Regions from separate parts of the Mus musculus genome. Here regions 1, 2, 3, 5 and 6 are each linked to region 4. A link is a loop called in an ENCODE intact Hi-C map of the cell type or tissue named here. Cell type or tissue: left cerebral cortex. All regions are shown on one strand. Region 1 has its middle 210 kb from the start of Gm15521. Region 2 has its middle 27 kb from the start of Gm26435. Region 3 has its middle 29 kb from the start of Gm15521. Region 4 has its middle 330 kb from the start of Gm15521. Region 5 has its middle 250 kb from the start of Gm15521. Region 6 has its middle 150 kb from the start of Gm26435.

The links. A loop is a pair of places that touch in the nucleus more often than their neighbours do. Peaks named below come from ENCODE experiments on the same cell type or tissue, not always from the same donor. Only the 100,000 strongest peaks of a DNase experiment are listed, where the experiment ranks them.
Region 1: a loop joins it to region 4, with 2.0 times the contacts of the local background. A loop is called at or near these places in 2 of 42 quality-filtered maps.
Region 2: it touches region 4 in a loop (2.5-fold over the local background); 2 of 42 quality-filtered maps call a loop at or near these places.
Region 3: it touches region 4 in a loop (3-fold over the local background); 6 of 42 quality-filtered maps call a loop at or near these places.
Region 5: a loop joins it to region 4, with 2.3 times the contacts of the local background. A loop is called at or near these places in 3 of 42 quality-filtered maps.
Region 6: it touches region 4 in a loop (2.9-fold over the local background); 3 of 42 quality-filtered maps call a loop at or near these places.

Annotation. Positions count from the first base shown.
Region 1 is chr9:29,845,168-29,849,167 of GRCm38, reverse strand. It overlaps a transcript of Ntm not described here. Among named protein-coding and RNA genes, the nearest start is that of Gm15521, 210 kb to the right of the region's middle. In left cerebral cortex, no CTCF peak of the experiment used is centred here; a DNase peak (open chromatin) is centred at 2,110.
Region 2 is chr9:30,263,355-30,267,354 of GRCm38, reverse strand. No RefSeq gene overlaps it. Among named protein-coding and RNA genes, the nearest start is that of Gm26435, 27 kb to the left of the region's middle. In left cerebral cortex, a CTCF peak has its summit at 2,349 (motif pointing right); DNase peaks (open chromatin) are centred at 1,219 and 2,364.
Region 3 is chr9:29,659,849-29,663,848 of GRCm38, reverse strand. It overlaps a transcript of Ntm not described here. Among named protein-coding and RNA genes, the nearest start is that of Gm15521, 29 kb to the right of the region's middle. In left cerebral cortex, a CTCF peak has its summit at 2,198 (motif pointing left); DNase peaks (open chromatin) are centred at 1,894 and 2,194; H3K27ac peaks cover 410 bases.
Region 4 is chr9:29,958,392-29,962,391 of GRCm38, reverse strand. It overlaps a transcript of Ntm not described here. Among named protein-coding and RNA genes, the nearest start is that of Gm15521, 330 kb to the right of the region's middle. In left cerebral cortex, a CTCF peak has its summit at 2,324; DNase peaks (open chromatin) are centred at 1,073, 1,510, 1,838, 2,380 and 2 more places; H3K4me3 peaks cover 2,653 bases; H3K27ac peaks cover 2,995 bases.
Region 5 is chr9:29,879,655-29,883,654 of GRCm38, reverse strand. It overlaps a transcript of Ntm not described here. Among named protein-coding and RNA genes, the nearest start is that of Gm15521, 250 kb to the right of the region's middle. In left cerebral cortex, a CTCF peak has its summit at 1,576; a DNase peak (open chromatin) is centred at 1,029.
Region 6 is chr9:30,136,501-30,140,500 of GRCm38, reverse strand. No RefSeq gene overlaps it. Among named protein-coding and RNA genes, the nearest start is that of Gm26435, 150 kb to the left of the region's middle. In left cerebral cortex, a CTCF peak has its summit at 2,356 (motif pointing right); DNase peaks (open chromatin) are centred at 182, 2,421 and 2,711; H3K27ac peaks cover 614 bases.

The sequences.
Region 1 (4,000 bases), 110 kb after region 4:
TGCGACACTCCCTGGGTGAGCTAGAAAAGGCTTCAGCCTCTCTGCCACATGTCCTCAGTCATATTTGATGCAGCAGCAGAATCCTTAGCGTGTGAATTTTGACTGTCCTCTGCCCTTCCCTGATTGACTAAGAGGAGGCTATTTTTGCCTTTCCTTTTCTGTTTCCCCTTATTCCCTTTAACCTCTTTGAGAAAATCCTACCTTTGCCATAAGCTAATCTTCTGTGATCAGCTTTTGTCATGCAAATTGGGGACAGTGGCTAGAGGAAGACAGACCTGGGAGAGGGAGATACAGATTCTGTGGGGGAGAAGAATAGAGCAGAAAAAGCGAGTGAGGACCAAGCAGTGGGTGTTTGTGCAGGGAAATATAATTTCAACACTGGGGTGGTGAAAGGAAGAGGATCAGAGTTCGAGGCCAGCATGAGCTATTTAGAGAGAGTCCACGTCCAAAAGAAGGAAGGCAGGGAAGGAGATGCGGAAAGAAGAATCAAATTCAGTCTAGGGTAGAGAGGTTAATGTGGGGCTTGGTGAGCAAAAGGTTCAGGCAGCCTTCTTGTGTGAGAGAGGAACATAGAGGTAAGCAGGGAGAAGTGAAGGAGGGGAATCGAAGTTGAAGAAGTCTGTTTGGTAGCCAGCATTCCAATCATGTCATCTTCCTAGTGATCCATATAAAACTTGCTGTAGCTTCGATTCTGCCTGATTGTTTTTGCTTCTTTGCACAGAAGACCCTACCAACTTGGACTCAAGTGAGGCTCTCTGAATTTGCATGAAAGGTCTTCTTAGAGCCTAGAAGAGAGTGGTGGGGGATGGGCTGGGAATTACTAAGTTCAAGGCACTTTATGCTTCCTCTCCTGAGATGAGCATACAGGAGCTTTTCTGGTTGCCCAGGAGCCTCGTTCACATTCTCATTTAACCCTGCCATAGACTCTGGAGCTGGAGCAACACCCCACTTACAAACCTGCAAAGGGAGTCCCAAAGCCATAGACCACTAACTTGTTCATGGTCACACAACACCATCAACTCAGTGCACAACAGACATTTCAGATTGCTTTATTTGTTTATCAAAGGGAAGACAGACAAAAGGAGAGTTGTTAGGAGCAGACAGTGAGTTCTTAAGTAGTAATGAGAATTCAACTGGAGCTATGGGGCTCTTCTTCGGGCTCCCTGCAAAAGATTCATTTTCATGAGTCCTTTCTGGGAATAGATGAGCAAACCTGCCAAGGAACCAGCTCTCTTCTTACTGCCCTTCATCCTGCAGAGTGGCCTAGGTGGCTGCAAGGTTCCTTCATTTCTCTGGACTTCTTTGTGGACCCAAGAAAAGGGCGGTGGGGGGGGAAGTAGAACCCATCCTCTACCTTTGGCAATTAAGGAACAGCAAGGGGTAGAACGGGAGCTCTCTTAGTGCCGCCAGCTTTGGCATTTCCTGCAAGAGCCCGAATGATAATTCATGCCATTAAAGCATCTAAAATCAGATGCAGTGGCAATCATTCTTCTGAGTGAACATCCCACTGGCTGAACAGAAGCATCTCAATAGCCGTGCTGTCCTAATTTTCCTAGCCAGAGACAACAAAACCCCAGGTAATGAGCAGGAGGAGGGACCGAGTCCCAGGGGCACACTCACTGGGGGAGTCTCTTGGGCTTAGATACATCTAAAGCAGACCCAGAAGAAAGCAATGATTACAGGCTAATTTTCTGCCTGCATTATGTTAAGTGTCCCAGCATCTATACAAATAACAATCGCTTTGTGCCAGAAATCTATTTACTGAATTGCTCTTATTGGTAAATTTTATATTGGAAGGAAAGGGAGTCTAGAGGAAGGTTTCTCAATTTAAAGGTGAGGGTATCAGGATACGAGTAAGAGGGGTAAAGCTGCCATATACTTACAAGTCGATTTCACTTTTTAAATGTAAATATGAAGAAGGAAAATGATCTTGTCTATTACCTGGTGAGGATCTGGAGGGATGGAGCTTTTGAATGGAGGATACAGCTCTGCCTGGAATATAGTTAGTTTTCAGGAAAGGAAGCAGATGGGGGTGAGGAGAGGAGCACCAATGAGGAGGTGGTGCTGATGATAAACTGGGCCATCTCTAAGGTATCACAAATGGCCATTCCAAGAGATGTAGGGGGATGCTTGAAACTTTCTTCCAGACTTGGATAGCACTCCTTCCGCAGGAGCAGTGCCAGACACTTCAGTGACTTGGTTGATGCTCTCCATGTTTGTCTTCCAGCTTGAGCCTCAAGTCAGAAAGGCATTGTGTGATATTCATTCATTCACTCCTATTCATTGTGTAAGCATTCATTACATGCTGTTACATCCAGTAGTCCACATACTAGGAAATGAAAAGTACTATTATGAAAACGAACTAGGAGTGTGCTGGATGATAGGAAATGAGATAGACATAGGTCTGAAGGGAAAATGCCCCAGGACCTCCTTTCCTTAAACACAGAATATCACACACTTAGAAAATGTGGGAGTGCTGATACTGGGAAGGACTGAATAATAAAATCTAAATCAGTGGGCATAGAGCCTGTAGCAAATCCTTGCTCCATGCCTATGTCTTGCTTTCATCCTTCTAACTTTCCACTGGGAATTGAGGTGTTTCCTCCTCCACTCCCCAACCTCCAACCAGGGATCAATCTACAGCCACCAAGATATCTGTCTCCATAGTCCAACAGCAAAATACTTCTTACTTGGTTTCATTAAGATCTTAATCTAGTGCTAGACAGATGATGCACTGATTACATGTATCTGGTGCTGTTTCTGGAGACCCAACACAATTCTCAACACATATATGACAACTCACAACTGTCTCTAACTCCAGTTCCTGGGGTCTGACTCCCTCTTCTGGGGTCTGAGGACACCAGGCATGTACATAGTGCACAGAAACATGTGTAGGCAAAACACTCACATACATTATAATAAGAAAGATCAAGGGCTGAAGAGAGGGCTTCATGGTTAGGAGCACCGACTGCTCTTTCAGAGGACCAGAGTTCAATTCCCAGCATCTATATGACAGTCTACAAGTGTCTGTAACTCCAGTTTCAGAGGATCTGGCACCCTCACACAGACATGCAGGCAGAATCCCAGTACACATAAAAATAAATATTAGTAAAGAAAGAAAGATCTAAATCTACAGGGGCTAGGAATTCAGCTCAATGGGAGAACAACAGCTTGGATTAAGACCCTAAGTTCCATGCCCAACATCATAAAATATGCCACAGAAAAGCCAACAACAACAAACTTGAAAGGCTGTCATGGTAGAATACTCTAGTTATCCCAACACTTAGGAGGCTAAGGCTGTGTCATGAGTTTGAAGATAGTTTGGGCTATGTAGTCAGACCCTGTCTCAACAAACACCCTAGTCTAGGATGCTCTTGATCTAGAAACCCTGGCATAAAAGGTAAGGGAAAGGACGGGAGATTTAATGAAATTCCAAGAGAAAGTATGAAGAAATGGTAAGAAAACCTTCTGTATTGAGTACCACATTAGGCATTTTGTGGAGAATATTGTCAGATGCCTGTGTAGGTGGGAAAACTCCAGGCAACTGGGAGCATTGGGGTCAGTAGGATAATGCAACAATTACATTGCCTCCATCCTCCAGAGAAGGAAAAGACTTCTGAGCCCAAGCCTGTGTCCATGTATAGGATGCGCTAGAGTGCGGCAGGGGCATCAATTCCCAAAGCAATGAGGATTTGTGCTGTGGCTAAGAGTTAGTTGTCAATTCGGGGGTAGAGTTTTATCCAGTATTCCTTCCAGACATGGCTTAATAGCAGAGAAGATGAGTTTATTCACCCATCATCCCACAGGTAAACCTGGCACTTACTAAATCTGAACTTGTCTCTCTGTCATGTGCCAATGTGGAAGTGGATATGTTTCTGATCCCCCTGTCTCTGTGCTTATAGGATTAAATAATTCCTCTAGGGCATGACTATGAGGGATGGAAGGAGAATATCTCTCTTGCCCTTTGTTTCTCTGTCTCTCTGTCTCTCTGTCTCTGTCT
Region 2 (4,000 bases), 300 kb before region 4:
ATATGTATATATGTATATATGTATATATGTATATATGTATATATGTATATATGTATATATGTTTAGTATATATAATATGTATGTTTATATATATGTTTAGTACACACACACACACGCACACACACACACACACACACATACACACAGAAGAGATTCCTTTGCAAGGCAACAACAAAACAGAATTCAGGACAGAAAGCATGACGATGTCATCACCCAGAGAATGAGCTTCGTTGGTTTCCATGTCCTATCAGGATGTTCTTTATCTTTTTCAAAGTGTTCCCCCCTCAAATAATAGAGCAGAAAGGAATTTTGTGAATCTCCTGCCCAATTCTACATTGATATAAAGGACTGCAGGGTTTAGGTTCTGTCTAGAGATCCTGCCCTGAGGCTATAGAATTTGGGAAGATGGGAACCAGATTGGAACCAGGATCCAAGTTCAAGTCCAAGATGACTGTTAACTGTGCACATCCTCTTGTCTGTGACAGGGAAACAGTTGTCAAAGCAAGCAGGAGAAACCATTGCTAATCTGATAGCAGTCCCTGCCTTAGAAATTTCTCCCAGTACCACTATGTAGGTGTTTTGTTTAGATTCTATGGTCTTCCAATCAAACTGATTAAAGTCTTGGGACTTCTAAACCTCTTCTTAGACAGTGAGTTGCCAGAAGGAAAAGAAACGTAATCGATACCCTTGATTCTAAGATCTGCCCCTTGTGAGGGCTACCTGCTTATTCTCTCTAAACCTCCTAAGCCCAAGGCCTCCCATGCCCAGATTATCGGTTACTATACACTTATTTATGCTCCATCAGCCAATATCCTTCAGCAACAGTAGCAGTGGCCTTGATTTGTTTTCTAGTTTTACAGCTGTGTTGCTGGGAGAGGTAGATGGAACATTTAATTTGGCATTAAATTCTATTCTGGGGCCTCGTCCCCTGTGGCAAAGGTGATGTGGATGGTTTGCATTTATGATTTTGCTCAGTTCGACTCGTTTTTATGCCCAGGGAAAGTTTTTGCTGGAGCTCTCTTGCTTTTCTTGTAGTTTGATTCCTGATTTCACATAAAGCTGTTCATAGGGCGAAACAGCTTTGTATCCGCTGTCTCTTTGTACCCGGGCTACCGCTCTCCATCAGAACTGTTGCCAACACCCCGCTTCCTGCATACACCTGCAGAGGGGGTAGAGCATTTAAATTTTGAGCAGAGTTCTATTCTTGAGGGATGTGGTCTGTGTCAGGCAGACAGAGTGGGGAGACTTGGCAGCCAATCTGCCTGCCAGGCGAAGAGATATGCCCTGCTCTGCCTCTGCTCTGCCTCTCCGTTTTGCATTATTCTTCTGATTTCAGAGTGCAAGTCACAGGAGAGGGTCTACTTACACGCACTCCCTTCTTTATCCTTGAGTCACCTTGGGCAGGGCCAGCAAACAACTTGTTTTGCACGTTAGCATGGCAGCATCACAATGCGTGGAAGATTGTGATCCTCTCCCACAGGGAGGCTTTGCTGAGCCTGGGGGATTGCTGAGTAGCTGCTGCCCCCCAAACCTGTCAGCAGCTCCCATCTTTCCAAGACCCAGCAGTTCAGAATATCATCCACATACAATAAACAGTTCACCCTCAATTTCTTCCCTCTACCCAAACACTGACCACATTAACCCTGTCATCTTTTTTGCTTGGCCTCTGTCTAGTCTTTTTCCTTTCAGTGTCTTTGGCTAGTGGTGTGTGTGTGTATGTGTGTGTGTGTGTGTGTGTGTGTGTTTAAACAAATGTCAGAAGGAGAAAACAATGAAACATCTTCTTGGGGGGCTTGGTGGAGAGCTTCTGGAATAATCTCAGGCTTCTCTTCCGACTGCTTGTTTTTTCTAAGGTTTTTCCTTTTTCTAAGGTTTTTCCATAGTGATTTTTTCCCCATGTAGGCTGATACCTATATGAAGTGAGCTGTCTGGTAGAACCAAGACCCCTTTCTTTCATCAGTCTTTTTTTTTTTTCTTTCTTTCTTTTTTTTTTTTTTTTTGCATTCGTGACAGCAAAGGAATAACAGGAAGAAGGAAACTGCAATTAAATTGCTAACCCTACAAAGGGCAGGAGGCCGCAGACAAAGTTAATTAAATTGCAGAAGAAGAAGAAAAAAGAAGAATGAAGAAACAAAACAACCCAGCAATTAGCACCCATGCAGCAATTACTTTTATAATTCCTCTGTTAACGGGTATTCAGGATTACAAGTATTTCAGGACACGAAGAAGCAAGCATTGCCTCTATTCTACACACAGAACTTTCCTGCTGGGTACTCAGGTTTTGTACCACTGAGTTAGAAACCCCAGTATCTCCAGGCTAAGACGTTGTGAAGGTACTCCCAGAGTCTACCACTAGGTGGAACCCGTGCAATGCATATGTCCAGCCCCCAGGGGCTTTGGGCAGCTGTGAAGCCTGAGTCTCTGGGCTGGAGGGCAGCACATGAAGAGAGTGGTACTTTGTTAGGAGACTCCATTTCCCCTCTAGTTAGAGTCCAGCCGCTATTGCTCCCGCGCGCGCACACACACACACACACACACACACACACACACACACACATTCATTAGAAGTCTAGTTGTGCCCCATTGGTTGCCTTTGTTACTTCAGGGCATCTCTGACGTTGCTGGGAACCTCCCATTTTGGGGTGATACTTTGCCTTTCTCCACTTTATACAATTAGCGGTCTAATTGCCTGCCCACACTGAGCCCATGTGTGCTACTAATTATGATTTATTTAAAAGCTCCACTTTGGCATTCTTTGTTCTCCACTTCCTGGTGTTGAAGGGCTAAGGGAGAGATTTAAGTAGAAACTCTTCTGAATAGGTTTTAATTTCTTCTATATTCTCTAGACTCTTTCTGCCAGGTTTAAAATCCAGATAACTTATGTATCCTAGCATCCTGCTCGTCACTTCTCTCTCCAGCAGCAAAAGGCACCAGGAGGGTGTGGCTGCAGTACCTGGAAGGAAGGAACGTCTAACATTTTAGTTTTCTATTAGTGTATTCAAGGTTAAACCCATACATGCAACTGCTTTCTGTAGATCTCTACCAAATTATACAGTGGCAGTCCTACTGTGTGCATCATGGAGCCCCAAATTAGACAGTGGCAGTCCTACTGTGTGTAGAATGGGACCCAGATGCTTAGCTCCAGACTTGCCCTCTCTGTTATTTTATGTTTTCTCAGGCCCAAACCTGACAATCTCACTCTCCCAGTTGTACTGGATTTGGTCAATTTCACTTCCGCCTACTTTTCTGCCCACCATGTTTTATTTACTACTGCTGCTGTTGTTTTTTTATAATCCTGCCATTCTCACCTAAAGTGTGGTGGCAGTCCTTACATTCTACGGATCCAGACTCCTCCTGTTCCATGTGCTATGGTCCTCACCAGTGTCAAAGCCTCAAAGACTTCAGGACACCTGGCCACACCCCTTCCTGACACATTCTGCTCCTGTTCCCCAGGGTCCTCACCTCCAGGAGGTGGTTTCTACCCCACCCAGATGTTCAGCCCCTCGGGCCATGCTGCCACCAGGTCACACAGAATAGAAAATTTTTCTTGTCTGAAAAAAACAAACATTTTTTTCCATGCTTAAACTTGACCTGACCCTGAAAGGTCTATAACACCCCCTCCCCAGTGTTACTAAAGCCTCAGGAAATATCTCTGCCAGAGCCCTTTACATGGGTCCTTGAACTCACCTTTTCTTGTAAGTTTCCCAATAGAAGTTGTAAGCTCCACAGTGCTAACATGGGCCATTCAATCCCTCTGATACCCCCAGGTGAAGAGACTGGCACTCTTTCTTTCTCCCCCCACCTCTCTCTCTCTCTCTCTCTCTCTCTCTCTCTCTCTGTTATTTGTGAAGGGATAGAAGATAGGAGGGAGGGAGAAAGGGAGGAAGAAGAAGAAGAAAAAGAAGAAGAAGAAGAAGAAGAAGAAGAAGAAGAAGAAGAAGAAGAAGAAGAAAAGAGAGAGAGAGAAAGAGAGAGAGAGAGAGAGGACTCTGAGGCTCAC
Region 3 (4,000 bases), 300 kb after region 4:
CCTTTGAGCAACTTCCCTCTCAGCAACTTTCCACTGTGGCAGGACTGTTGCCTCCCCCCCTCCCCCTTGGGCATGCAGATGTATGTGTAATCAGCCCGCAAGGCTGCTTCCACCCCTCAGCTCCCTTGGGCACTATCTGGCTTCTCCTTCCCAGCCCCATGGCTGCACAATTTATTTATGGAGGGCCAGGGACACCTGTCTCTTTTCATCTAAATTACCTGCAAACTCAGGGGAATCGTCTTTAGCTCCTGCTGGCCTTGGCCTCGTTCACTACGGGCTGAAGAGAGTGCGATTGGATGTATGCTGACTCCGGGCTGAGTCCTGACTTTCCTCCAGAGGAGACCATCTTTGACTTGGCAGAGTGAGCCCATGGCTCAGAGCCCTGCAAGACCAGCCAAGAGTCAGCGGTATCTGAAGCTGAGGCCTTGAGAAGATCTGCAGGTCACCAGAGATTGACAGAATTGCCAGGCACCAAGGGTTGATCGAAGAAATTGTGTCAAAAGTGGCAGAGGAATGTGTCTCCTGAGGGCTTTGTGGGTGGATGAAATGTCCTTGGTGGGGGCTGGAGCCCCTTTGAAAGTCACATAAAGGTTGAAGGTTTGGTTCCCTAGGATAGCAGCAGATAGTCTGCTCAGGAATAAAGAGATCCATCTTCTTGACCCAACTCCAGGGTACTGAGCTAGCCTTGTCATCTGCATCATAGCAGTGGATAGCCCAGCACACTGGTGATTCTTTACTGTGCTATGCTCAGCTGTTGACCCTCTCTTTCCTCCTAAATGTATCGTGTGGATCTGAAGCAGACTGGGGCAAGGGAGGGCAGGTCTGAGTGTAGCTGCCACAGGGGTGTGAGTTCCTCTTCCCCATGAACACCTCAGAAGTATGGGAGGAAGACAGAAGGAACTGCAATGTGGGGGCCTTGCAGCAGAGCACAGACACTCGCATGCCTTCAGGATGCAGGCAGCCAAGCTGCTCCTCTAAAGGCAGCTACAGTTGCAGCATACCCAAGCTTACACAGCAAACACACTCCAAGCCACAGATGAGCCCAGTTCCACATGACTTGGAAAGCAGGGTGATACCCCAGCAGACGCGTGGCTGCCCAGGCAGCTGGTACTCCCTACAGTCCCCCTGATAGTCCCCATCATGTCACTGACTCTTGTCAAGGTCTGACTCAAGCTGCCTGATATCATTGTCTCTGACTACAATGACTTGATCAGCAAGGATAGGGCAGGGAATTGCGTCTCAAGGGCCATCAGGTGACAGAGAAGGCTGTATGAGAGTGCCTTGATCAGGTGAGTTTTGTAGAACTCTTGGTACATGCAGGGGGCCTAGTGGAAATTTCTAGAATGGAAACACTAAAGACTTTGCAGTGCTGGGCCACTTGGAGAACCTGTGGAACTAGGGCTACCCAGGGCTCCTGGGTGGGTGGGTGGGTGGGGCATATTCTTGGTCTGGTATTCAGCTATAAGATGGTGGTAGCCTCCTCCTCTCATCATAGCCTCCCTGAAAGGAGGCCCATCTGCCCAGCACCCCCTTGCATTTCTGTACACCTCAGGGAAATATTTTCTGAGAAGTGCTAATTATCCCCCCCCCCCCACCATGTCTGTCTTCACGCCTGTGAAGGTGAGTGACTTTCTTCCTGTCTCCTTATAGTAATCCTGGTCACCCACCTATCTGTGCAAATGGACAAAGCCTCTGATTATGAATGGCTCTGAATGCTGCTGCAATTGTGTTTGTTTCCTATAGGGAAATATAGCAATTGCTATTTGTTCTTGCTAGGTGGAACCCATGTGAGCATCCAGGAGCTCTTATAGTCACTGTTGGATCCCTGCCATCTCAGTTCTTCCTTGGAGGCAGGAGAGCAGAGCTGTTACATGAACACAGCTTTTTAAAAGTAAAACGCCAGAACGGGGACTTGACATCCCCAGTTATGGAAAAGGAGGTTCCTTTGAGGGCCCTTCCTTGTGCCCAGTCTGTTGGTGACAGACACTGATGGGTTGAAAAAGCATAGAGAAAAGGGGAGGGGAAAATAGCATCTTGGGAAGATAATTGACTTTGGAAAAATGCTATGTCTGAGATGGAAGAAGGAAAACAAGTGAAAATATGTTATTTTACAACCTTGGTCCTCCTGACCTCATTGAAAATAAATATACACACAGCAGGTACAGCTTAGTGGAGGTCTAGCATGGGGTACTGGCGCCCTCTTGTGGCCATAGGAAATAATGCTCTCTTTTTCCTCTTTCTTTCCCTCCTTCCCTCCCTCTTACTGTCCCTCCCTTCCTCCCTCCCTCCTTCCCTTTCTCACTCCTCTATCTCTTCCTCCATGAGTATTTGGTCTCTCTCTCTCTCTCTCTCTCTCTCTCTCTCTCTCTCTCTCTCTCTCTCTCTCTCTCTCTCTCTCTCTCTCTCTCTCTCTCTGTGTGTGTGTGTATACATGCCCATAGTTACCAATAAAGAAGGTACATTGCAGAGAGGCGTGTTTGGGCATCCCCTGAATTCAAACTAAAATGTTTTGAGAAATAACTGCAGTTTCTTGTTTTCTCAAGGCATTTTCATACCAGAAGAGGAGATGGTGGCACTGAAGATAGGAAACCCATTCTTAAAGATTAGTTTGCTGTGTGTGTGTGTGTGTGTGTGTGTGTGTGTGTGTGTGTGTGTGTGTACAGCCGTCGTGGTCTCAGCTTCACCATTTGTAAAATGATGAACTTGAACAGGGGAACAGGGTTACACCTCAGTTTCTTTTGGCCCATGACAGCCCCTGAGGAAAAGCCAGGCTCTAGGAAGCTGCCAAGCCATGACAATGACCTAGGAATGGAACTCCTTGCATTAGAATTGCAACAGCCTTTTGTTTCCATTCAATGGTGCAAAATAAGGTCCACGTTGAACCCACTTGGCAAGCCTAAGTTCCCTGCCTGCTTACCTGAAAAGCTCCATCTCTGAAACTCTCAGAAGGAGACACAAATCTTCCCTTTGAGAGGATGCTACCAGGGACCCCCACCCACCTCACTGAAGGATGGGTAGTCACAGAGCTTAGAGAGTGGGCATCACCCTGAGCTCTGGATTAGTTTTCAAAACACGGGCTAACTGTTCGTGGGATTTGATCTTTTATCTTCCCCTTTATTTGAAACTCAACCCAATACACTCACCAGTGAAATGAAAGCTCTCTGGTAAGCCAGGCACCCCACAAGGTGCCTCTTTCCTTCTCCATCTCTCCATATGTGGAGTCTTTTGTCTTTTTGGATGTTTAGCCTGTGTGCAGACCTCCGCCTTCACTGGTACTCCCACCTCTTGGGCCTCCACCTCCAGATCCATCTTTGTGTTTATTGTAGTGTGAGACCAAAGGATCTTTGCTGTGGAAACCCCTGGGATACAGCTGTTCAGCAAGACAGTGATTTCCCGCGGCTACACTGTTTTATTAAGTGTGTTAAACAGCCAAGCAGCTCATCTGTCAGCCACTGTTTGTCAACTGGTTATCTTGGCTGTCTCCCAATAGATAAGGGGTTGTTTCCCCAACACATTTAAAAATTCTTATTACTGCCTGTGATGTGACTTCACTAATGTTATTATTATAATTCATTTGTATCTTACACAGGCTACAATACAGACCAACCCTTTGCCAAGTACATCATCATAACTGTTTGAAATGGTGGCCATGTTAATAAGCAATTATTGTCCAGCTGTGGTGGCACATGCCTTTAGCCCCAGCACTTTGGAGGCATAGACAGATAGATTTCTGTGAGTTCAAAGCCAGCTTGCTCTAGATAGTGAGTTCCAGGCCAGCCAGAGGGACATGGTGAGACTTAAAAAAAAATGTAAAAGCAATTGTTTCTTGTTGAGGGCCAATTATGGGAAAGAAACTTTAGTTTCAGAGTCTTCTATTTGTCATGGATGCTCTGGAATTAGGGTAGTGTGCTAACTAGTTTTAGTAGGTGAAGACCTGAAGGCTCAGCCAAGCTGAAATGGTTTCTGTGGGTTGTCAAAACTACTGAACTCTAGAAGAGAT
Region 4 (4,000 bases):
GCAGGATGGAAATAATCGGGTTCCTCCTGGAAGGTGCTGGCCAGCGGTCTGGCTTTGGAGAATAAATCCTTTCTCGGGAGCCTGAAAAACTGTTAGTTTTGAATCTGTTTGGGGGTGTGTTTGTGGCGGGGCTGGGACGGGGTGGGCGTTTCGAGCAGATAAAGGGCTGTGTAAGCAGTGGCGGCGGGCTGCGGTGGGCTCCGGAATTCAGGAAAGCCTTTCTAAGTTGAAAGGACAGAGGCACTAAGAGGCGAATGCTAATTTTCGGTCTACTTATTGGCAGCGGCAGCAGCTAAGCCAGGCTGCAGTTGCTGAGGCTGGCTTGCTCTCTGACCAGGTCTCTACAGTGTTCGCTCTGCTCATTTCAGGTGCATTTGGGAATCTGCTTCCACCTTGAGTCCATTTACTGCACTATGTGGTCCCTAACCCTGTGTCAGTCCTCCCATTGTGACTTCATCCTAGCCACGGAATTAGCAGCTAGGCAGCTTACCTTCCCTCCATCGTTGGGGGATCTAGGTTACCCCTTCACTATTAAAGATGTTGAAACTCAGAGACTGAGACAAGCTGAGAAACTTTGACAGGCTTGGTCCTGCAAGGTTCTCCAAGGGGCTTGGAGCCTGAGGCAGGGAGGAGGGGAGGCAAGGCTCTCCATCCAATGCAGTTGCATTCCCAGAGGAAAGTTCTGTCTGGCAGAGTGAGAAGAGATGACAGTCCCAGGGCTGCCTCCTCCGCTCCCAGTACAGTACAGAGTTCTTATGATCTTGCTGAGAATCCTAAGCTCTGACCCCTTCTGAGTGATGGGCCCTGTCCTCTACAGATCTCTATGAGGTGGTCAGAGGGACCAGGCTGGAAGAAGAATCAGATGCAAATGGTGTGCATCTTGGCTGTGGCTTAGCAAGGAAAAGAAGGGAGAAGGGCAGAATTAGCCCATGATATGGAGGTCCAGGGTGGAGGATCATGCAGGAATACCCATGAAACTGTCACGCTGAACCTCAGGGGCTCAACCTTTGAGCTTTCCATCTTGTGCCTTGGGCATTGGGATGTAGAGGTACAAGGAGACTAGAGTCATCTTCTCTTGACTCCTCTTACGTAATATGGAGCAGGATCAGTGTCTATGTATGTGTGTATGTGTGTGTGTATATATATGAGTGTACTCTGCTTATTCCTGGCACCTTGCATTACACAAACTGAGTCTACAGCCCTAATACTGGCAGTAGGGAAACTGAGTTCAAGGCCAGTGCCCCCCCCCCCCGCCCCCAGGGAAATATGTCCTTGCCTTCTGACAGCAGAAATGAAAACTAACTCGTCAAGGCATGGGGTAAGGTGTCAGAGAATAGGGGAGGGAGACCCATGTCTTCGATAACTGTCACCTGTCTTGAGAGCCTCTCTTCTGCTTCTAACATCAACCTGGAGACAACTGCCAAATCCCACCATCAGCAGCCCCATTGGCTATACCCCAGGAGCCCCAGGGCCAAACAGAATTTACATATAAATTAGCATAACTTTTCATTAGAAATAAATGCAGAGAAGCATAATATTTGCTTGTACTTCAAATAGCCCCAAATAGAGAAGTAGAAAGAAACCAATTTCCCCAGGTGAAGTATGATTTTTATAGTCTTGCTCACATCCTGGGGGCGGAGGAGGGACGAGGAGAGGCATATCTCAGATCTGGTCCCCTTCTACTAAATTTTGAATTTCCCAAGGAGAATGATAGCTTTATTTGTGCTGGCTGCAACCAGGGACTTCTAAATAGGCTTCCAAGGCTGCTCAATTTTAAGACAGTGTGACCCCTAGAGACCCCATACCACATGCCAGTGGGACATGGCAAAGGTGATGTCTGTTTTACTTTCAGGGAAGGAAGCAGAGGCTGCCAGCTATCTCTTATCAAACTTACAGAATTACTGAGGCAGCCCAGGTCTTGCCTGCAATAATCCACCCCTATTGCATTGACCCAGCGGGACTAGTTAGAATGCAGCGCACATTCCAAGGCAATTTTTTCTCCTCCTCTGTTTTTGTTTTAAGCTGACTCTTCCCACGGCTGCTACTTCTGGGTTTCTTGCCTCTTGGAAAGGTGTATGGCTCTAGTGGCAGGTTAGGGACACCCTCCCTGATCCATTTCCTTCCCCCCAACCCAGTAGCAACAGAGATGCAGTTTAGGGAGGGGGGGCGGTTAGGGGATTCAAAATGATTCCTGTGACAGGTCTGGGAGGCAGGGGAGGCATTGATTAGCTCCCTGGGGTCTGCCCTGAGAAGCACCAGGGTAGGTTAACTAGAGGAGGCTCTTTCTGGAGACTGGAGTGAGGGAGCAGGGTTGGGCACTTTCCTTCCCAGCACACTGCCCACCTTCTGCCAGCAGAGGTTCTGAAAGCCAATGGCTGGGTGCACTGCAGATTTTCTCTTTCTAGAAACCAAGCATCCCTCTTTTCGGAGATCGTGGCTCCATCCAACACCTTTCCATTCGTGAGGTTATTTTCTTTCCCAACCCTCCCAATTCTCCTCCTCTCAGATCCCACATCAAGGCACCTCCTTGTTGGAAATTCAGAATTGATGGGAGAAGCGAGACTCACTTCCCACTGTCCTTAGCTTGCAGCTGGGGTCACGGGCACCATGCAGATCACCTAACTCCCTTGTGTGCACTCACAGTAAGCTTGTGGCTTGCCTCAGCATCCAAGCTGGGTAGTTCTGAGATGGGAATAAGGTGGATGAGACCAAATAGTCCTCATGGGCAACATGTAATAATCAATTCCAGGTGATGAGGCCTAAGGCCTGCTGAGGGAATTGTGCATACTTGGAAACATGACCAGAAGGGTATGGACAAGAGAAGAACCCCTCAAAAAGGATCATGGCTGCAATGCTTGGAGCTGCCTACATGGGGTTCATCATGATCTAAGGTGTAGAATGCTATCGAGACAGTTTCCATCCACTCTTCCTGCTAGAGACTGCACTACACAAAGTGCTGATCCTCTGAGCTCAGCAATGTCAGGCAGCCAAGCAGCACCAGGCAGGAGCAACAGGCCTTGAAGATGAACGAAAGACACTCTTGGAACTGCAGCTTACAGTTTCAGAGTTAGCAGGTGCAACCTGGTTCTGCTACTGACTATTTTTCCCTTAAAGTAAACTAGAAATATAAGAATCCCTTTTGTTAGTCATGATGCTAATGACTAGTGCCCTGGCTTCTCTTCTTTTGGGGAAAGTTTCCCCTTCAGCACAGGTTCCTTTTAAGTGGTCCAAGAAAGTCACTATAAAGTACCTATCTGAATTGGGCATGGTCATCCAAGTCTTTAATCTTAGCACTAGGGAGGCAGAGACAGGCGGCTCTCTGTGAGTTCGAGGCCTGCCTGGTCTATACAGAGAGTTCCAGGACAGCCAGGGCTACACAGAGAAACACTGTCTTAGGGGAAAAAAAAAAACAGCAATAACAACAACAACAACAACAACAACAACAACAACAACAGCAAAACTTTCTAGGCTCCTGGAAAAGGAGGGAAATGCCAATTCAGATTTCTTTCTAGTAATTCACTGGGATCTCTTTGCCCATACATACATATCTGCAGAATTAGGGGACAATGACTAATATTGTCTCTGGCTGAGTGTCATAGATGGGCCAGACAAACTAGGTTATCTCATGGACTGACTAGGGTATCTCATGGACTGACTAGGTTATCTCATGGACTGACTAGGGTATCTCATGGACTGACTAGGGTATCTCATGGACTGACTAGGTTATCTCATGGACTGACTAGGGTATCTCATGGACTGACTAGGGTATCTCATGGACTGACTAGGGTATCTCATGGACTGACTAGGGTATCTCATGGACTGACTAGGTTATCTCATGGACTGACTAGGGTATCTCATGGACTGACTAGGGTATCTCATGGACTGACTAGGTTATCTCATGGACTGACTAGGGTATCTCATGGACTGACTAGGTTATCTCATGGACTGACTAGGGTATCTCATGGACTGACTAGGTTATCTCATGGACTGACTAGGTTAT
Region 5 (4,000 bases), 79 kb after region 4:
TCCCGGCTCTAATTTCAATTAGAGTCCTCTCTGTGGCAGAGCAGGAGCGGGCTGGGGCTGCAGAATCAATTCCTAATCCCCACATTAGCGCTGATTCATCTCTTTGCTGAGCTCCACCATCAGCAGCTCTTTGGGGAAGGCGGGGGTGGGGGGTGGGGGGATTGAGCTATCTTTCAGAAGAATAAATATAGTTTGTTTGTATTTGTATTTGCTTCCATGCTGAATTCTGATTGCATCCCGCACCGTGACACCACAATTATTATTAATTTCCCCCGTCTGCTCTTTCGATTCTGGCTGCCACAAAGACGAGATGATGGATAATGTTAGATGTGGTAATTGGATGAGTTGGGGGAAAGAGAAGAGAGGAGAGACAGATGTTTCATTATGAGATTGCTCATCTCCGTTTGGGCCTCTGGAGCAGAGGCCTCAAATGCTCAGCCTTCCAACCATGCACCTAGGATAGGAAGTGGTCCTGGCAGGCGCTCCACAGGCCTGTCCTACTTCCGAAGCTTTGTTCCAATTATTGTCCTTGTACTTCTGTGTCTTACACAGCTGAGTTCTGCACTTATTTCTGGTGAATGCAGATAAGATGGAACCCAGGTAGCATAACAGTCCCGATTCTCACTTGCATGGAGACCTACCCAACTCTGTCCATGGTGAGCCCCTGCCTCAAGGAGCGCCTACACTGTCTATATAGTACTTGAGGACTGGGACAGGAGGGTATGACAGTCCTACCGAGCCCCAGATGTTGGTGATAAAGAGACTTCTCTGCTCTGGGGAGGTGAAAGGTACCTTTTCTCTGTACCCTCCCCAGACATGGGCTGCCCTTGCTCTTGTCTTGTCCCATCTGTAGTCAGAGACAATTTACTGTTGCATCAATTTCTCTTGTGACTCGTGTCCATGTCTTCATTCTGATCTATCTTCACCATCAGTAGCAATACTGTCCAATGGCCCATCCTTAGTCAGCCTGCTACCAGCTACAGTCAGATCTGAAGAAGGATGGCAAGGGGAAGCCATGTTTCGTGACTAGATCTCCAGGCACAAGATGAAGCCCTTCACAGGGCCACGTTGTGTCACATTCCCAGGAAAGGCTGTTAGCATCTGAGAGCTCAGAAAGGCAGCAGATGCTTTCCTTCTTTGGGGAGCCAGAAGGATTTACTGTGCTGTGAAAAGAACTCTCATTCATAAGGGAAAAGTGGGATTGCTACTCTTCTGACACCTTTCTCCCTATCTAGACCCCAGTCCATGGGTACAGGACATATGGAAGAAGAAGGGTTACTGTAAGCCAGAAACAGCTACCTTGTCCTGATGTTGTTCTTCTGGATGTAACAATAAAGGAACCTTGGACTTCAGACTTGACACAGAGTGAAGGCTTTCTGCTAACAGGCTAGGGATGTTTGATGACCCAGAACACACAAGACAACACCACTAAATGCTAATGATCTTCCATCTTGTTGGCAGGAAGTTGCAATACTGGAGCTATGGATTCCAGTCTGTTAGGTAGTCACACATAGACCTCTTTAAAATGCCCTTTCTTTCTGCCTTGGGTAGAGGCTTTGTTTCCCCCACAGCAAAGATGCCAGGGGGCAGTAGTGAGGGCCTGTTTCACAGTGGAAGAATTGCATACTATAGTAAGCAAGAAGCATCCAGAAAACAAAGGACTGTGGGCACTGAGGGAGTGGCTGGGGAGAGACTTACTCTAGGGACCCTGAGCTATAAATTGGCACAGTCAGATTAGGTGCTTACATTTATTTTTTTCTCATCAGCACGGTCGCTGTTGCTGGTAATGGAGCTGCCGTGCAATAACTCATGCATGAGATTAGCTACAGTGAAAGGCCAGCCAGCAAGCCACTGGTGGCTGAGAGCACAGGTCAGAAAGACCTGAGGGCAGCCAGGTGTGATGCCTCCTCACTTGTATGGGATTCGGCAGGGATAAGGAGACAGGACTTAGATTCTGAATTTATAGTCAGGGAAATGGCCCTAGGGTAACCACAGTCCAGCTTCCTCATTCTAAAAAATCACGGGGCTGAGATCCAAAGTGATGAGGGACTTACCTGAAGACACATGGCAAGCAGACAGCAGAGGTAGGCCCAGTGGTAGCCCCTGTTTGTCTCACCTGCAAGGGGGCCATAGGGGCCAGGGTTTTAAGGGCATGCGGGCTGCAGAGCCAAATGGTGGGATCCTGTATCATGCAGATCAACATCTCTGTCATCTTTCCCATCAAACCCTCTCTTCTAATTAACTCTCTCTCTGTCTCTCTCTCTGTGTCTCTGTCTGTCTCTGTCTCTCTCACTCTCTCTCTCTCTCTCTGTGTGTGTGTGCGTGTGTGTGTGTGTGCGTGTGTGTGTGTGTGTCCTGAAGAAGCTTGGCAGCTGCAGGTGTGCTGGCTGATCATGTCTTCCCCACAAGGGACCTCAATGTCCTTCGAAGCCTGCCTTGTGTTATTTGTGTACTCTGCATGTGGAAAAGCTCGTCATGACAACTAAACCACTGATAGTTCGCCTTGGTGTTCAGTTAGTCTGAGTGAGCCTTAAAGGACTCTTCTGCCTCCTGCCTCCACTCTCCATCCCCTATCCTATCCCTAACAAGGACTGCATTTGAAGACCTGGCATCTGAGGTTTCCAGGCAAGCTTTAGCCAAGTTAAGGACCCAAAGGAACTGTTGCTGTCGGTCTCAAACTGTATTACAACTTCCTTTCTCCCTTTCCTGCCTGTACCTAGGGAGAGTACCTCATTATGTCTTTCAAGCTGCATCATTTACATGGTCTCCTGGAACAGTTCCTCAGGTTCTCAGCTACCATATATGCTAGTATATTCTCCCTGTGCATATAAATGCTTCTCCCCAGCTTGCTTTCCGTTTATCCATCCAAGTAATGAGGAAGAAAAACAAGGTTCACTAGCAGGCCTAGAGTTGAGGGATTTGTAGTGAGAATTGTGTTTCTTTGAAAAACACAGAGATATTATGGGAATGTGTTTTCATTTTCTTCCTTGTGTGGGATATGAGGCTGCTTCAGACTGTCCACAGCAGCTATGATTCACCTCATGCTCTAGAAGGGGTGTAATTGTGCCAGATGTAGATAGTTTCTGCAGTTGTGTGATGTTTGAAATTCTGGGGACTTTTCAGAGGGTATAAAACTGCTAGGTCCCCAAGAGGTAGGGCGGGTTGTTGTGTTGTTTTTGGTTGGTTACTGTTGGTTAATGTTTGTTAAGTGATCACGTGTGAAGAAGAAGAAAAAAGAAATTAGATATCCTGATGGTGAAGATTAAACTTGCCCCAAGGAACTTGATGCCCCTATCATCAGGATGTAGTCGAAAGATAACATCATTGTCCCCTTCCCCTTCTATCCTTTTTTTATCCTCAGCTAGTGTTAGGGGATTGAAAGGGTGGAAGAAAAGGGGTGGAGAAGGGCGAAAGAAAGAAGAACCCACAGAGTAGGCCATGCTGGGTATAGGAATTCTCCTCACTTGGCTCTTGGGTCCACTCATGTGCCTCCTGGACAGAGCTCATCTGAGCAGCACAGCTGCATTTGACAATGCCCAACTGCCCTTCACTTCATTCTGGGCCTGTTCTCCAGAGCAGCCCCTCCCCTTTTTATTTGACTAATTTATTTTAATGGTGCCAGTTCTAGGTGGCCCAAGTTTGGGCATTACTTCCAGGCAGCCTCCCTTGGTGTATTCACACTGACTAGTGCCTCCGATATTGGCATGAGCTGTGCTGTTGACTATGCCCCTTGTTAGGAGGGAAGGGATATTTCAAGTTTTAAAGTCAGCCTTGACAACAAATGGACCCTGGGTCTACTGGTTTTAAATAGAAGTTGTAACTTAAAATCACTGGGGGTGGGATGGGGGTGGGAGGTGGAGAGAGAACTCAGAAGTTAGAAGCACTTTCAGATTTGGCAAAGGACCTGATTTCAGTTCCTAATATCCACATCGAGGGTTTCACAATTGCCTGCAACTTCAGCTCCTGAGGATCTAAACTATTTTTTTGATTCCAAGGGCAC
Region 6 (4,000 bases), 180 kb before region 4:
AGTCCAGGGTCTGATCTATGGAGGAAGAGAGGAAGCTGGCCTTCTGTGTGCAGAATGGCCAGGAGCCAGGCCAGCACGGGGAATCTTCAAGGGGATAAATACTCAGAGATTTCCAACCCTTTTGGGACAAGTGCCAGGGAAAGAGGCCAAGATTCCAGGGAACACAGCCAGGATGGGGTTATTATAATCCCTAGGAGGATTCATTTGCCAACTACTAAAGCAAACGCAAGCAGCACCCTGAAATGGAGACTAGCTATTTTGGAGCAATTAGCCATTGGTGCCTGCTGCTGCCTTTGGAGAAAATCCAGTAGCCAGAGGGGGAGTGAGGAAGGCAGGAAGTCCTGTTGGCTGTAGAGCGATGCTCTCCTTAGTACCTTTCCTCACCTGAAACATCTGACTATACAGTCTTGGCCTAGGCTTCCAGGTCCTGGGCTGATGCTTCCAGGTGCCCTCAGGATGACAGGGAGCCACAGAGCTATTGAAGAGCCTGGAGCTGACCACAAGCATAACGCCCAGGCCAAGCCAGGCCAGATGACTCTTTTCTTCAGTGTTCAGCCCTGTCTTGGGGACGCTTTAAGACATCTGCCTTTGAGGGACAAGAAATGATCAGCTATTGTAAAATTTTCTTGTATCTATGCATAGCTTTTTTTTTTCTGGTAAGAATTTTCAAATAGTTATCAGAATTTTGAGGGTCTAGCCACTCCCCATTTAAAAAAAATTACTGGATTGTCCCATCCTTAGACAAAGAAAGTCTAAAGAAGTCTTTACTACACCCATTCCTATTAGTGCTGTCAAAGGTAGAGTTCATCTCATTTTTTTTTAAAGATAATACAGTTAGAATCTTGACACTGCCAGGCACCCCCCACAATGGAGAAATGGAGATGTGGCTCATCTACAGCCCCTAAACAAGGCTGGCTAGCATCTCAATATGATCTTGCTCAAAGTAAAGAAGAGATTCACTTCACTGCGCCATTTTCCAGGTGTGTTATGATAGAGCCATCGAGGCAGGTCAGCACCTCCTAGCCCGAATGGGAATCTGAACTTCCCTTTGAGGGTTCTTCATGGCTCTCTGTTAGAACTTCAAGGAGGTACGTGCTCCAGCAAGCTCTATGATGGATGCTGAAAGGGAGTGAGAGAAGAGACAGCAGAATTTCATGGAGAAGTTTAGGTAGCTGATCCCTGTAGGGCTTTACCATGGAAGCAACCTCTTCAGAGATCAAAGAACTAACAGAGTTTCCTTTGCTCTGGCATCAGATACATAGGAGCAAGGAGACTTTCATCTCCAAGGTGGATGCTGGATGCTGGATGCTGGATGCTGGATGCTGGATGCTGGATGCTGGATGCTGGATGCTGGACACTGGATCTTTCTGAGTGCTGTGAGGTTTCTCTGAAAAGATAAAGATAGAGATCTGAGGAAGGGAGAAAGGCTTTGTGTATCGTTGTGGTTTGCCCAGTCACAGGTAGCTGTGTATTTTTTTTTCACTTTCTCATTTGTGCTTCCTGAGTTCTACACTAAGATGTCAGGATTTCTGAAGTACATAGCTGGTGGAAGGCAATACCAGTTTGTTTTAAACCTGTTTTCTTCAAACTCTGACTGAGATGAGTTATCTGCCTGGGGATGCTCACCCCCTCCCATCCCCCACCCCCAGAGGTCCCTTACCCTGCAAGTTAGGTAACAATCAGTCATATCTACATGTTTGTTCGTGGAGTTATTGGAGATTGAACCTAGGAACTCCAGATGATGTGCTCTGTCTCTGAGCTGTGCACAGCTCAGCCCTGTCCATCTGCTCCTTGTTGTGTGTGAACCTTGCTCTCTGCCCCTCCCTCTGCTTCTAGGGGCTGGGTGGGCTCCTTCCTCCAGTGTACTTGACACAGGACCCCTGAGTCTGTCATAGATTGGGCATTACTGGGCTAAGTCAAGTAATTCCTCTTGTGCTGATCTCCTTCTCAATATTCTTTTCCCACAAGACTCTTAGCAATTGTATGGAGACTGTGAATGCTCATAGGCTGTGCAAGAAACAGTCGGGAGGTTGCTGTTCTGTGCTCTCGAAGTGAGATGCTTATCACATTATATGGTTTCGGGGTTATCTGTTTGTTGGGTAGATATGGAGATATGCTTGATCCTCCCCAGGGTCACCTCTGGTACATTCTCTGACAGATTCCTAACCAGAGTAAGACTCTGACCTAAGATCATGTCTAAGACTATTACCTACTGATGCTGGGGCCGCGAGAAGCTGTCAAAGTAGCTTTGTTCACCCACGTTCAGGTGCCAGATGCTGGCAGGTTAGTGGAGGGGGTGGGACAACTCAGCCTAAGCCAGAGAACCCAGGCTCCCTCCCTGCGCTGCCTCCACCAGCCAGCAGGGGGCCTCAACTAATGAGAGGGTTCCTGTTGGCAGGCAAAGCTGAGCCCTGCTGCTCTTAGGGCCAGGTGCTGACAGCGCGCAGGACCAGAGCCAAAGGGGAAGGACTGTGATCCAGAGAGGAGGCTGGCGCACCACAAAGAGGCCTGAGAGGCTAACAGGAAGTTTGTAGCCAGCACAGGAGCAATCTGCCGTCCTCTATAGCGAGGTGCGGGCCTGGCTTGCTGATACTTCCCGGCTCCATCTGAACATCTTGATTTGCTGCTAATTGAGCAGCCTGACACTAGCAGCAGCATCATGTGATCCATAGACAGCCGAGACCAGAGACTGCTCCCCTGGCTCACTGGAAAGCCAGGACCAACTGCAAGCTGGTGGTGCCAAGGAGAGCTGCCTGGGCAGGGCCTCCAGTGAGTGGAAATCTCAGGCCTTGGCGGCTAGCCTGACCAAGGCTTGGCTCCCTCTTCAGTTCCACCAGAGCTCTCCAGCTGGCTGGTCTGATCTTCGGAGACACAATGGTGATCAGGGCATCAACGTGATGCCGCTTAGCCTAGGTTTACTCATAGGTTATCTATCTGGCATAATGTCTGTGCAGCTTTACGGGTGGGCGTGGCTTCCTCATTTTATGAATTATGAAGACTAGACCTCCCGCAGGAGAGGTTGCCAGGTAACAAAGTAGTAAAGCTGGGATGTGACTTCAGTGACATTTGACTGTGGAGTCAGCTTGACAGCTTCTGACATAGTATTGACTAAAAGACCACGTCCTGACCCCACGCCCATGTCCTCCTGCGCTTAGCCTAAGCTTCATCTCTGTTGTCATGGAGAGCCCCATCTCCTTCTTAAGACTGAAATATTCCATTGTGTGCAGGTGCTTCAGTTTCTCTAGCCACTCACCCAACCGTTGATATTTACAATGCTCAGTGTCTTGGATATTTAGGATAACATTGCTTGTACCCAGGCGGTCCTTACTTCAACTCTTTTAGGAGAAATGCCCAGAACTGGGTTTGCTCACTGGATGGTTACGTCTCCAGGTAAATGGGGTGTGTGAAAGCCTCATACACATGGAGAACAAAGAGCAGAATGGTGATTTCCAAGGTGGAGGAAGAGGTGGATGACGTCAGGTATCCACGATGAATAAGAACCAGAGGTCTGTCTTGGCTCGCAGTGCCTTCAGATCATGATAGCGTGTTTCCACCTTGACAGTCTGCTAAGGAGGTGGATTGCGCATGGATTGTCCCTTCCACAACAAATAACAGTTTTAAAAAAAGGAAAGATGGAAGGAAGGAGTACAGAATGGCCCCTCAGTCGCGCCATTCACAGATTTCCTTAAGCTTTTTCATTCTAAATATAAGGAGGAAAGATTTAGAGCCCTGAAGTAGTAATTATACCATACACATCCAGTGCTTTGCAGTCTACAAACATGCTTTTTGCATCTCATCCCTCTGGTGATCACAAGTGTTTTCATGAGGGAAGTGCTTCGCCATCCTTCAGAGGAACATAAGCTGCATTTTAACAGTCAGGAGGGTCCCCGGATGGCCAGGACAAAGCAGGTCAGATCCAAGCAGTTAGGAGGCTCCCCTGGAGAGGCAGCCTGTGTCCCAAGTTGGAAGCCACCCAAGTGCTCTTGTGGTACCATTGCAA